Regions from separate parts of the Homo sapiens genome. Here region 1 is linked to region 2. A link is a loop called in an ENCODE intact Hi-C map of the cell type or tissue named here. Cell type or tissue: GM12878. All regions are shown on one strand.

Region 1 (2,500 bases), 580 kb before region 2:
CAAAATAAGATGAAAAGCATAGGTTTTCTTTTTTCTTCTTTTCTAAAAACATTTTATTTTAGATTCAGGGGGTACATGTGCAGGTTTGTTACATGGGTATATTGCGTGATGCTGAGGTTTGGGCTTCTAATGATCTCTTCACCCAAGTAGTGAACATAGCACCCAATAGGTAGTTTTTCAACCCCTGCCCCCTCCCTTCCCCCCACTTTGGGATCCCCAGTATCTATTGTTCCCATCTTTGTGTGCATGTATAGCCAATGCATAGCTCCCACTTATAAGTGAGAACATGCGGTATTTGGTTTTCTGTTCCCACATTAATTCACTTAGGCTGATGGCCTCCAGCCGCATCCATGTTGCTGCAAAGGACATGATTTTGTTCTTTTTTAGGGCATAGGTTTTCTTAGGCTATAGTGAGGTAGGCACTTGGATCTCCACTCTGTAGAGGGTTGAGTAGAAGCAGTAACACAGTAGTAATACTGGGGTTTTGTTGCATGTTATCTCATCTCATGAGCACGCCGATTCCTATTGCATGTTATCTCATGAGCACACCGATCCTATAGGAGGATCTCTATTCTTCCTAATCTGCTATATGAACAAGGGGATCTCTTCACTAGTGTAAAGGTGAGTGTACCACCCAGAATTCCTTATGATGTACTGCCCTTCCCACAGCCCTTTGTAGGTAAGGGTAAAAGATGATCCTTCCACTTTCACCCTGGCTCCCTGGTTAGTATACAAAAGTTTCTAGTGATGGGAGTGGCACCTGTGGACAAAGTGGTTAACCCTGCTGTAGGATATATTAAGAGACTAGTGCAACCAGGAGGCCTGTGGCATGGGTCCTTGTGTTTCTCTAGTTTGGTAGACACATATGTATCTACACTCTGTGGCTTATTATTTCTGAAATAATAGTATAACTCTGACCAATCTATCTTGTAGTTTTCCCCCTGAGGCTTACTGAGAACCTAGACGGTTCTACTCAAGAGATGACACTACAGGCTACTCCCTAACTGTGATGGGCAACTGAAAAAATACATTGCCTTAAGAGAGTACGGCTTGCCTGACTCTCTTCATGCCCTGCTAGAATCTGAAGTACTTAGAGTCCCTCCAAATTTGAGGTTGTATGTGGCTAGTGAATTTCCCCAGAAGTGAAGGTGGCAGGGCAGTGATCCTGGTTGAAAGGCGAGGTTCACAATTCAGAGTTCTCTGTGCCCCTGTATGCATCATGCTGAACACTAGAGGGCACCCTTGTGCTGTTAGAAGCTGAGAGCTGTGGCTACAAGCGGCACTAACTTTAGGATGTGGAATCTTAGTCTCCTGAGGGATTCATTAGATGGTACCGCTGGGGCCTGGGCTGGGTTACAAGACATTAGGAAGAAGATTAAATACTCATTAGGAATTCAAGTTGTGGTGAATTAGCTTTTAGGCAGAGCTCACTGGGCCGGGGTATAAAAGGAGTCATTAAGGGAGCCAACCAGGCCAGGCGCAGTGGCTCACCCCTGTAATCTGAGCACTTTGGGAGGAGAATAGGAGTTCGAGACCAACCTGGCTAAAATGGCGAAACTTCGTCTCTACTAAAAATACAAAAATTAACCGAGCGTAGTGGTGCGCGCCTGTAATCCCAGCTACTTGGAGGGCTGAGGCAGGAGAATCACTTGAACCTGGGAGGCGGAGGATGCAGTGAACCAAGATCGCACCACTGCACTCCAGCCTGGGTGACAGAGTGAGACTTCTTCTCAAAACAAACAACAGCAACAAAAAAGGAGCCAACCAAAAGGGACATATACTTTCAACTGCTATCTATATGCAACTCCCGTATCTATATTTCCAGATTTTTCTTCTGAGCCTCAGATATATAGTCAACTGGGTACTGAATACACAGTAATCTGAATATCCTTCAGATGCCTTAAACTCAATGTTTCCAAAATGAAACTGATATTTTCCTTACTCTCCTTGCCTCCAATTTTCCCACACCCCTTTCCGATGCCATAGCCCCACCAATGATACCCTTCTCTGCCTCACAAACTCACTCATTTACCAATATTCCCAATTTCAGTAAATAGTACCACCTTGTTGTTCAAATCATCAAACTGGTAGTATCATCTTTGACACATTCTTCTTTCCATCTTCTTTCTCATCAGTTACCCTGTCCTGTTAATGCAATTTGCTAAATGCCTCCTAAATTTACCCAATTTTCCAAATCCCCCATCCCTGCCCACCATCTTCTCTCGCCTGGATTACTACAATAGCCTTATAGACCTGCTTCTCACATCCAGTGTTAACCCCTCCCATTTATTCTCCACCCTTCAACCACAGCCTATATAAAATTGAAATCTAGCGATGTCCCTAGATGCTTGAAACCATTGAATGATCTTCTTAGCCTTCAGGATGATGTTTAAATGCTTTGGCATGGAATTCATTCATGCTGCTATTGGGACCTCTATTTTGTGCTATGTACAATGTTAGAGAAATTGGGGATGAACCCACAAATGAAATATACATAGTT
Region 2 (2,500 bases):
TTTTTTTGGGCTCCCTCATGGCACAAAATCTGCCTGCTTGGTCCAATCCCAGAGTCCTCGGAAACTGAAATTGCTCTGCTTCCAAGGCAGCTCTACATGAGGTACAAACCCATGACAGCCGTCCTTCTTTGTTGCCTTTTTCTCAAGAGGTATAATGTAATAAAGGAACAAAGCTACAGAAACTCACAAACCTAGATTGGAAGCTCAATTCTGCTATGTTCTAGCCATGTAATCTTGGGAGGGTTATTTAATCTCTCTGAAGCTTAGTTTCCTCCCCTGTAAAATGGGGATATTAATAGCTATGAAAAAGCTCCAGGTGGACCAAAGCATCTACTCTTTTGGGAAAAAAGAGAAGAGGAAATACAGAGGTCAGAATTCTTTAAAAAATTGATTTAGTAACTAAGTTAGCAGTTCTGCCCTGTCCCTTTTCTTTGACCACCTGCCTACTCTGCCACTTAATTACTTAGTGTTACATTACCTTTGAAAATCTTTATCCTTAACTAAATTTCCTGGGGTAGAAGGGCATAATAGACATAATAGGGAAATGCATTCATCCATCAATCCATTAATTCATACAACAAATATTTTTCAAATGTCCTCTAGGTGCCAGATATTGAGCTATGCAAATAATGTTGATTCACTCAATGAATTATTATGCAATTATTTTTAAGTGTATAATTCAGAAGCTTATATGATAAACTGAAAATACGCGTATGATATTTTTAAATGAAAAAAAGGCAGGATGCAAAATGTGCACACATTGTAATATAGACAGCGCAAATAAATAATAAGCCTATATACAGAAAAAAAAAGGCTAAAAGGAAACGCACCAGAATCTGAGTCGTGATTGTATTTAGGTAATGCAATTATGGGCAATTTTTAACTGTTTTATTATTTTCATATCTTAGTATTCTCCAATTTTTCTTTAATAAACCTATATTATTTTCTGGAGTTAGAAAATCCTACTTAGAAAAAAATCTACAACTTCGTCTCTGCTGAATAAAGGACTAGGCTAGATAGGAGAATGACGAGGGCCTTTAGGTTGGGGTTGTGCCAGTGGCACAGGGCACCTGGGCTGGCTTTGGTGACCCAGAAAAGGCTGAGAAAGTTGGCCTGCGAGTAAAACGCAGAATTCCCCTCCTGTGCAGGGGCACATAACAAGTTATGACTCCTCCTTTCTGAGGATGTAGGAGTCCTTAGTGCCCCCATCGAGCAGCCAGGAGCCTGCTAGCCTGGACCTGTAATCCCTCATCCCACGGTATGTGCTCACAAGGGATACATAGGACATCCTTGTCCTCACTCTGACAGTCCAAGACCTACGGCACGACAGTTTACTGCTTCTTAAGCGTCTTCTATTGTAATTCCAATTAAGAGCCAAGCATCCTGCTCCTAGTTTGGGTCATTGTCTTCCCAGAGGTCTTTAGCCAGAATGATAAAGTGAATCTGGGGCTTGTTGACTTTTAGAAGATAGGCTTCAGACCTTCTTAACTTTTTTCCTGAAGCCCAAAAGTGCTTGACACCCGGGCATATAATTGCTAATTAAATGGGACTCTAGGAATTAAAGGCCCTTAAACCTTGTTGTTGATCAGTGTTTCCCAAAGTACAATCTATTGGACCAGATGCATCAGAATCACTTGGAATGTCATATAACAATGCAGATTTCCTGCTCCCACTCCAGTCCTACTAAACAAGAATTTCTGGGCATGGGGACTAGAAAATAGTATTTTTAACAGGCCCTCCATGGTGGTTTTACGCCCACTAAAGTTAGAGAAACTCTAATATAGAAGAAAGAAGTCTTTCCCTGCAAACCCTCCCCTTGCACCCTAGCTACAGGGAACACTGCGGCACCCTAGCCACAAGAAACACTGGGGCAACCAAATGGGGAAACTGGTCACTTTAAGCCCACTCTACTTCTTTTGGGTGCATGGGGAAATATGTAGCATGGAAAATTGACTAAACCTTGAAACTTGACTCTTCATAAGGCCTAGGTGTATTCAAAATGAGCATACTCCATACAAGTCATTCATTTGGATTTTCTAAGAATCCTTGTGTATATGTCTACATAGCACTTCCCAGTCAGGTTATTTCATTTGAACATTCTACTTGTTGGGTTCCTTGCATCAGGCAAGAGAGCACAGTGGAAAGGGCAGTTAAAATGCCAAGAGTGAGGCTGGACTTACTGGCTGACTGGCTGGGTGAATGTGTGTCTGCTTCCCAACATGAGCCTCAGGCTCCTCCTCCATGAAGTGGGAATCTCAGTCCTGCCACCCACCTCCCTTTACAGCAGGCTTGTCCAACCCATGGCCCGTGGGCCACATGCAACCAGGACAGCTTTGGATGCGGCCCAACACAAATTTGTAAACTTTCTTAAAACATAAGATTCTTTTGCCATTTGTTTTACCTTATCAGCTATCATTAGTGTTAGTGTATTTTATGTATGGCCCAACAATTCTCCCAAAGTGGCCCAGGGAAGCCAAAAAAATTGGACACCTCTGCTCTA

Evidence for each region. Peaks named below come from ENCODE experiments on the same cell type or tissue, not always from the same donor. Only the 100,000 strongest peaks of a DNase experiment are listed, where the experiment ranks them.
Region 1: a loop joins it to region 2, with 2.5 times the contacts of the local background. A loop is called at or near these places in 9 of 110 quality-filtered maps.

The regions. Positions count from the first base shown.
Region 1 is chrX:131,632,449-131,634,948 of GRCh38, reverse strand. No RefSeq gene overlaps it. Among named protein-coding and RNA genes, the nearest start is that of OR13H1, 90 kb to the right of the region's middle. In GM12878, a CTCF peak has its summit at 1,232 (motif pointing right); a DNase peak (open chromatin) is centred at 1,248.
Region 2 is chrX:131,053,956-131,056,455 of GRCh38, reverse strand. All of the region lies in intron 1 of LINC01201 (long intergenic non-protein coding RNA 1201), which reads left to right. Among named protein-coding and RNA genes, the nearest start is that of LINC01201, 2.9 kb to the left of the region's middle. In GM12878, no CTCF peak of the experiment used is centred here; no DNase peak of the experiment used is centred here.